3 separate regions of the Homo sapiens genome follow, and all the other regions are linked to region 1. Evidence: chromatin contacts called from ENCODE Hi-C or POLR2A ChIA-PET data. All regions are on one chromosome and are shown on one strand. Each heading gives the region's core, a stretch centred on a gene start or an enhancer-like site at or near the end of the contact. The rest is flanking DNA. Distances are from core to core; before and after follow the strand shown.

Evidence for each region. A loop is a pair of places that touch in the nucleus more often than their neighbours do. ChIA-PET counts read pairs that join two places held with the same protein, here RNA polymerase II (POLR2A). Pooled maps may share reads with other maps.
Region 2: a loop to region 1 is called in a map of Calu3, with 13 times the contacts of the local background. The contact joins the enhancer-like site here to the promoter of DLX5 in region 1. A Hi-C loop is called at or near these places in 2 of 168 maps with a recorded cell type or tissue (Calu3 and head of caudate nucleus) and 2 of 50 pooled maps. POLR2A ChIA-PET finds 5 or more read pairs at or near these places in 1 of 52 experiments (HEK293).
Region 3: a pooled map shows a loop between it and region 1 (11-fold over the local background). The contact joins the promoter of TAC1 here to the promoter of DLX5 in region 1. A Hi-C loop is called at or near these places in 5 of 37 single-sample maps with no recorded cell type and 5 of 50 pooled maps.

The regions. Positions count from the first base shown.
Region 1 is chr7:97,023,503-97,026,184 of GRCh38, forward strand. It overlaps DLX5 (distal-less homeobox 5), which reads right to left and starts at 1,329. Exons shown (of 3, transcript NM_005221.6): 1 at 767-1,329. The coding sequence starts at 1,121. RefSeq lists enhancers at 835-1,551, 2,478-2,682.
Region 2 is chr7:96,302,595-96,305,276 of GRCh38, forward strand. The region is part of intron 1 of SLC25A13 (solute carrier family 25 member 13); the gene reads right to left. Among named protein-coding and RNA genes, the nearest start is that of SLC25A13, 18 kb to the right of the region's middle. Within about 2 kb of position 1,302, at least 8 of the 41 ENCODE cell types and tissues checked have a DNase peak (open chromatin) inside an H3K27ac peak, as active enhancers do.
Region 3 is chr7:97,730,724-97,733,405 of GRCh38, forward strand. It overlaps TAC1 (tachykinin precursor 1), which reads left to right and starts at 1,363. Exons shown (of 7, transcript NM_003182.3): 1 at 1,363-1,472; 2 at 1,881-2,012. The coding sequence starts at 1,890. RefSeq lists an enhancer at 522-1,721.

The DNA of each region.
Region 1 (2,682 bases), core at 79-2,578:
TCCGCCGAGCCTCATGCCTTTCTCTTACCGCCCAAGCTCACTAACCCTCTTAAACTCTCTAAGTAAGTTTCAAAGCGGACGAAAAAGGAGGACGGAAAGACAAATTGTGGGCGCCTATGGAGACAGAAAAAAAAATCTATCCTACAACGTGACCCCTCAGCAACCCTCCTCCACCTTTAAATGGCTTTTTGTTTTTGGAAATGCCTGGATAAACCGCAAAACTCTCGGCGCGCTCTTCTCTGGCTGGCTACAACTCCTTAACCCCCCCACCCCCACCCAGCGTGCTCAGGGCACCCGCACCGTGCTAGCTTGTGGCGGCTCTCAAACTAATCCTGACTGAGTTTTTGAGGCAGCCTTCTATTCCCACTCGCACCAACCCAGCACGCTTACCAAAATTCCCAAGTAACCTTCTCTTTGTTACGCAAACGCCAGGAGCTGCTTGATTCTTTCTTCTCTCCACCCCTATCCCCTTTCCAGCCTAGCCGGCTTCCTGGCCGGGCAAGCTGGGAATTCAGCGACTGAAGGGCCTTGGAAGGTGCCGGAGGGGAGAGACGCTAGTTCGAACCTCCACAGGGCTCTCCTACTAAAAATCCCTAAAATGCTGGCCCGAGAAACTCTCTTTGTTGGAGGGTCTGAGTCCTACTCCCTTCTGCCGCGTGCGCCCCCACTGCCGTGAACCGCTGTGACCCCCAATCTACCACCCCATCTCGCGCCCCCAGCGTCCTAGTCGCCCTGTATCTGCCCAGCCTTCCCCCTGTCCATGTACCTGGCTGGTTGGTGGCGCTTGGGACGCGGTTGTAGGCGCCGCCGTACTGGTGGTAGGAGCTAGCGTAGCTATAGTCGGCATAAGCTTTGGCTGGGTAGCTCCCGGCGGAGCCGTTCACGCCGTGATACTGATACTGGTAGGGGTTGAGAGCTTTGCCATAGGAAGCCGAGGTAGGAGAGCAGTAGCCGTGCGGGGCTCCCCCCGTAGGGCTGTAGTAGTCAGAATCGGTAGCTGAAGACTCGGGCAAAGTTGGCGATTCCTGAGACGGATGGTGCATAGCTGCGGACGTCTGGAACGGAGCTTGGAAGTCGCCGGATCGGATGCTGGGGACCCTTCTGTCAAACACTCCTGTCATCGCTCACGGGCGGCGGCAGCGGCTGTCCTTGCTGTTGTGGCGGCGGCAGCTGCCCTAGTTGGCTGTGGGGCTGCTCTGGTCTAAGCAGACATGGCTGTGGGAGCGAGGGAGGAGGAGGAAGAGGAGGAGGAGAGAAGGAGGAGGCGGCGGCCGCGGCGAGGAGGAGACTGGGAGTCGTGAAGTCTCTGTCTCCGGCCGGCTGACTGCTGGCTGAGGCGCAGCACAGCCTTGGTTAAATCCTTAATTGCGCGCTTACGCACAGCGGGGTGGATCTGGTTCTATTGGCCAGGGCCTCGGGAGCAACAGTAACACCCTAACTCGTCCAACTAGTTTTAGCACAACAAAGCATTGCTTAAAAAGGGGGTGGGGGGTACTGAGGGGGTGTGTGTGTTTGTGTGTGTGCGCGCCCGCGCGCTTGTGTGTGTTTTTGCTTGTTGTGGAGTGGGGAGGGGTCTTAGTCTATCTGTTTTTAGTAAATTCCAAAGACATCGCAGAAGCCACAGCACAAGGCTCTGTGATGTCTGGGGACAATGTGTTCCAATCAGAAGCCTCAAAAGTGCACATGTTTTGGGAATGAGGTGGGCGACCATCTTTCCTTGCTTCCCACTACCCCGCCCCCGTGGGCTGCACCAAAGGCGAGTGTAGAATTAAACACTGATACTGAAATAGGGAGTCAAGGTGCAGGGAGTGGGGAGCGGGGGGATGTAGGATGGAGGCAAGAAGGAAGGGAAACAGCATTTTTTTTTTTTTTAGTGGAGTGTTGGGAAGCAAGTTGTAACTTACATGTTTTGAAAATTTGCTCTTTGGGGAAAGAGGCAACTTCCTTTGCAGGAGATGAGTATCTCCCGGACGCGGGCTGGACAGGAATGCCCAAGAAGGCACAATGTCCATTAAGCCGGTGAATGGCAGGGAGAGTTCCTGCAGCCCAAAGTCCTTATAATGACTTTTAAAAATTACTGTCTTAAACACATATAACTTAAGGAAGCCCAAATCCTCGTTGCTGGCTTGCAAAAAGAGCCAAACAGCTCCACTTCTGTTTAATATTTTCATCTATTTTCAAGACATTGGAATAAAGGCTCTTTAACTATGTTCAGTGGCCAAAGACTCCCGCAAAGGTGAATGGATCCATGTATAACCTGCCATACCTCCAGGAAAGAATGGGAAAGTCTCGGAAGTGGGGAAGGAGACAAGGATCAAAGCCTTTGCAAAGTCAGATGATGCTCATTGATTTCCCCCTCCTGGCTCCATGAATGTGGCCCAGTCTCTCCATTTCCCAGACCCGGGTTTCTGTACCCTCTCCCCTTTATTTCCTGCTGCAAAGACATCCTACTTAGCTCGTATGCAAGGGAAGAAAGGATTCAAGAATCATTCAGTTGATACACGAGATCTAAACTTTGCTCTTCAGGAGGTGCTATCCTTGTTCTAGTCGTGATTCAGCTGGGAGTTTAGAAATTCAGCATAAAAGTCTCTCCCAATCCCCATTGTTACTCCCCTCAAATAGGCAACTCCGCGGACTAGATCCTGATTTGGGGCCTTCCTACATCTTCCTTTACGGGGTCCA
Region 2 (2,682 bases), core at 52-2,551, 720 kb before region 1:
TCTCTGTGAGGGCACCTTACTCCTCAGATCAACCCCAACTCTGGCAAAGATCAGGAAACAAAGTAGATTCTCTGGAAGTGCTGAATATAGAATAAAGTCTTTCAGGTCAGTAAAAATCTGACATTTACAATGAAAATAGGCAACTCTCTTCAGACCAATGGTTCTCAAAGTGTGGAGACCATCAGCATCACCTGGGAACTTTTAAAAATACAAATTATCACACCCATCCCAGACCCAAAGAATCAGAAACTGGGTGAGGCCCAGCAATCCCCTATGATTTAACAAGCCCTCCAGGTGACCCTGATGCAGTTAAAGTTTAAGAACCACAGCTTTAGATAATGTCCAATTTTAATGTACGGATTATAAGATGTAGGTTCTCAGTCCTCGCTGCATATTCAAGTCCCCTGAGGTGCTTTTAGGTTTTACAAAACCCAAACCATACCAAAGGTCAATCAAATGAAAATTTCTAGAATGGATATCTTTAGAGCTCCCTCAAGAAATTACCATGTGTGGGTGGACTGAGAACAACTGCGTTAGGACCCGAGGCCCAACCTCAGCTGCTACGTCACCAACTGTACAGCACAGCCCTTCCTCAGCAATACTTCCCCAGTCACCCTCCCAAACCTGAAACATCTGAAAGCCAAGACAAGCACAGACTTACACTGAAAATTCTACTATCATAAAGTAAATATTTGCCTTAGATAAGAACTACAAACTCAAAGAGGTAGCTCATCAAAAGCAAGCTTCTGGGTGTGTGTGTGGGTGGGTGGGTGTAAATAAGCATGCAGTGACAAGCAGGAAACGGAGAGAGAAGGAGAAACAGTCCTGCATAGTCTTTTGAACCTGAGGAAATAGTGCAGTAGATGGCCCTGAATCCCAAAGAAAAGTATTCTTGGGTGTAACCTAACCACTTAGAAGCAGGGGCCCACCCTCCTTCTTTATCTTCCTATACTAAAGACACTAGAAGGCTGAAACTACAATTCCCAGACTCCCTTGCTGCTATGCGGCCTATGTGCCATCAATTAGATGAAATTGAGTGAGATTTGGCAAATGTTTGGGAGTTGGGGGGCACCTTCTGCTGTTTCTGCCAAGCACGCACCATTGCTGGAAGTGTCTAGTTTTCCTGTGGCAACCTCCTGCCCTCCCATGTCAGTGGCCACATGGTCCTGAAACACTCTCCACTTGGCAGGCAGCATTGTGACTGCACAGGAGGTCACTGCTGTCTTGGTGGCCTGCTCTGCTTGAGACTCTAGACGTCATTCTTTAGAGCTCAACCTCAAGTCTGTTTCTTTACCTTCCCAACAAATTGTGTAAGCCATTTAATATCCTGTAATAAATCTCTCTCTGCTTAAACCAGCTAGAGTAGATTCTGTTCTCTGCGAGTGAGCCCTGACTGATACAATCAGTAATTGCAAAAGAAAGTTTGGAATTCCCTAAAACCACAGTTACCATTAACTTGAGAAGAAGAAAAAGGTATCTCAAACTTAAGAAAATAATTTTTTATTGAAACCACTGAGTCACTCATCCTTCATCCTACAGTTTCCCTACGACCTAATAAATGAAGAGCAGTCATTATGGGAAAAGTTACTGAAATATAAATTAGTACAAAGACAAGATGCCCTGTTAAGCATTCTTCAAACCACAACATTTCTATGTAATCAGCTGGCAAAACTTCATTTCACTCAACAGTTGACTTATAAAGTATCAGACACCACAAATGTTAACCCACTGGGTAATTACATCAGCGAGTCATTTCAGAGGCACTAGAGATGTTTATCAGAAGGATTCAGTAGGTTGTGATGTATGTTAGATTTCACTCTGCTCTGTTGTAGAACATAAACTAGAAAGCCATCATCATTAAAATTCTGATATTAAGAGGCAGAGTATAACAGTTAAGAATGAATGGTGGTGTTTTAGCTGGGTTCTGTTATGCCAAAAGAGCCTGAAACATACTAGTTCTGGATTTTACTATTATTGTTATTAAGCTGACCTCTACCTGCTAGATGGGAGTAGCAACCCCTTCCCCAACAAGCTGCAACAACCAAGAAACTGTCTCCAGAGGTTGCTAAAAGAAATCCTCTTGGGGGCCAAACTACCCCACCCCCCAGCTAACAACCACTCCTTAGATGGTGATGCTCTACTTGCTCATCCATGCAACACAATCACCTATGGGAAAGCTGCAGTGTACTAGGCCCAGCGCCAGGCACCGAGGAGAAAACACCCAATAAATCAGAAACCCTGCCCCAAGCAGGGAAAGCTGACTTATCGACAAGTGGTTGGTACAAAATGTATGATGATACATGCTATCATAAGGCAGAGTGGCAGGAGAATTAATACACTAATTCTGCTAAAGTTGAGGGTCACAGAGGCAGTCTTTGGAGCCGGATCACTTATTATTAATTATAACGATAACAATGACCAGCTAACTTTTACTGGGTCCTTAACTCTATGCCAGGCATTATGCTAATGGCTTTTTATCTTATTTCATTTATATACTGTATCATTAAAACTCTTTAAGGGGAAGAGTGAGTAATATCCCCACTTTTCAAATAAAGAAGCTGAGGTACTAAAGAGTCTTAAATGAATACCAGTAGATCACACAGCCAGAAATGACCCCTGAGCTCAGGTTATTTAGACACTAATTATAATACCTGAAGGATATTCCCAGAGTTTAGCAAGCAA
Region 3 (2,682 bases), core at 113-2,612, 710 kb after region 1:
CTGGAAGGGTTGTAGATGAAACTTGGAAGTGGATGTTTCTCTCTACTTTTGGATATGCTTATAATTTTCCATATAAAAGTTCTGAAAACGGAAAATAAAATGCTCACATTGTGAGGCTAAGGCCAAAAGAAATCAGAGATGCATGAGAATTTCCAAATTCAGGATTATTTAAGAACAACATAGAGAAAAAAATACTTCTGGTTTGAGTTGCAAAAATTTATTTCTTTTATGCAATATACTAAAAAATCATAATTAATTGAAAAATATAATACTTCATATGTAAAGGGGAGAAAACTACTCCACCAAAGATGTCACATCTTTTAATTCATTTGGAGATCAAAGAAATGTGTCTGCCAGGCAACCAAGGGCTCATGGAAAGGTGTGGTTTCTGTACAAATGCTATTTGTCTAATATTTTGTGCTGTTAATGACTGTCCCATTAGCATCTTCACTACACTTACTTTCATAGAAAGGAGAAACATGATTTATAGAGCCCTTTAGTGACAAGGGTGAGGATCCTACACACTATGTTGCTGGTTTCCTAGTCTTCAGCAAGAAAGTGTAGGAGAGAAGCAAAAAACGTCCTGTTCAACCCCTGCTCCTGGATGTGGCAAGGAAGAGGAGTTACCCGGCTTGAAACAAAAGAAATCCTAAGTCTGACACACAATGTCATGTTTAAATTCCCCTTTCTCCAAAATGTAAAATAAATCTGCTTCCATCTTCTAAAATACTATGGGACTAAACATCCTTTTGTTATGCTAAGGAAAAGCCAGTATTCGCGTTGATTTAGAAGAGGGATGTTCTGGTTATAGAACGATGCTGTGTCTCAGAAACACTTAAATACTATTAAGCTAGAAATAGAAGGGAAAATAATGCTTCCCCGCATCTCCCCTCAAGTGTAGTCCTCTTTTTTTAGCCTGATTTCCGACGAAATGTCTGAATGCCTACAGTTATTTGGCCATCCTGAAAAGTGCAACTTATCCTGACGTCTCGAGGGACGGAAAAGTTACCGAAGTCCAAGGAATGAGTCACTTTGCTCAAATTTGATGAGTAATATCAGGTGTCATGAAACCCAGTTTCGAAGGAGAGGGGAGGGGGCGTCAGATCTGCAGACGGAAGCAGGCCGCTCCGGATTGGATGGCGAGACCTCGATTTTCCTAAAATTGCGTCATTTAGAACCCAATTGGGTCCAGATGTTATGGGCATCGACGAGTTACCGTCTCGGAAACTCTCAATCACGCAAGCGAAAGGAGAGGAGGCGGCTAATTAAATATTGAGCAGAAAGTCGCGTGGGGAGAATGTCACGTGGGTCTGGAGGCTCAAGGAGGCTGGGATAAATACCGCAAGGCACTGAGCAGGCGAAAGAGCGCGCTCGGACCTCCTTCCCGGCGGCAGCTACCGAGAGTGCGGAGCGACCAGCGTGCGCTCGGAGGAACCAGAGAAACTCAGCACCCCGCGGGACTGTCCGTCGCAGTAAGTGCCCGCGCGGTGCTGGCCGCGGCTGCCCGGGTCACCCCGCCCCGCATCTGTCCGAGGTGGCCGCGCTGGGGGCGCCGCTGCGGCGAGGGACAGTGGGGAGACTGGCTTCCCAAACGCCAACGCCCCTCTTTGTCTTCCACCTGCAGAGTTTCCTGGTTTGAAGGTGTGGGTTGGTGGGTTAGGGGGCTGGGGGAGTTGGGATTCAGGGAGAAGAGGGTTGGAGAATCTTTGGGACGCGATTCTCTCGCCTAACCGGTACAGGTGAGACTTCAGTCCTTATGTTTTTGATCTTGGTTCATCCGTTGTGGGGCAGAAAATTCTGTTGCTTTAACTCTTGGATAACCACCCCTAATAGATACATTATTTCTCTCTTTGGTGTCTTCTCCTCCTACCCCTTCCCAGAAATCCAACATGAAAATCCTCGTGGCCTTGGCAGTCTTTTTTCTTGTCTCCACTCAGCTGTTTGCAGAAGAAATAGGAGCCAATGATGATCTGAATTACTGGTCCGACTGGTACGACAGCGACCAGATCAAGGTGAGGCCCCTTCCCAGGACGGCCCGCACCCTTCTTCCTGGGCTCGGGAGCTGTCACCTTCCCACGCAACAGCACCCTAGTTAACGTGGCACGCACCGCCACCACGGAAAGAGGCAGCGGTTGCGTGCGAGAGGATGGAAAGGGGCACTATTTCCCGGGTTCCCCACGGGATTTTGTGCCCACGATTCAAGTTTCTTCCCGAGGGCTGCACCGTCCGGCCCAGGAACTCCCTGCAGTAGGGATGCCCTCCCGGATGAGCCCGAGATCCTCACAAGGCGGGAAATCTCGTAAGATTTCATCCCCCAGGACCTGGGATTTCGGGGGCTCCGGTCCAGCTGCACTGCCCTAGCGTCTGGGCACGGGCAGAGGAGGGCGCCTGGGTCGCGGGCAGCAGCGGGCACACGCGCGAGCTGCAGGGGGATTGGAGGGCCGGAGGCTGGAGGGAAGTTAATTTCCTGCCTTCACGTTTGTTTTGCGGACCTGAGGATGTAGCTTGAAGTCTCCCTTTAGAAACTCGTAGGCTACAGGCGCTGGGGAGCGCGCCTCGGAAAAACGGTGAAAGTCGTCTGTAAAGCGTTGTCACCCTTCCCCACCGGAGCCCCAGCCCCAGATCCCACACACCTGTGTGCATTTAGGGCGGTGAGGACTCTACAAAGCCGGCACCGAGACA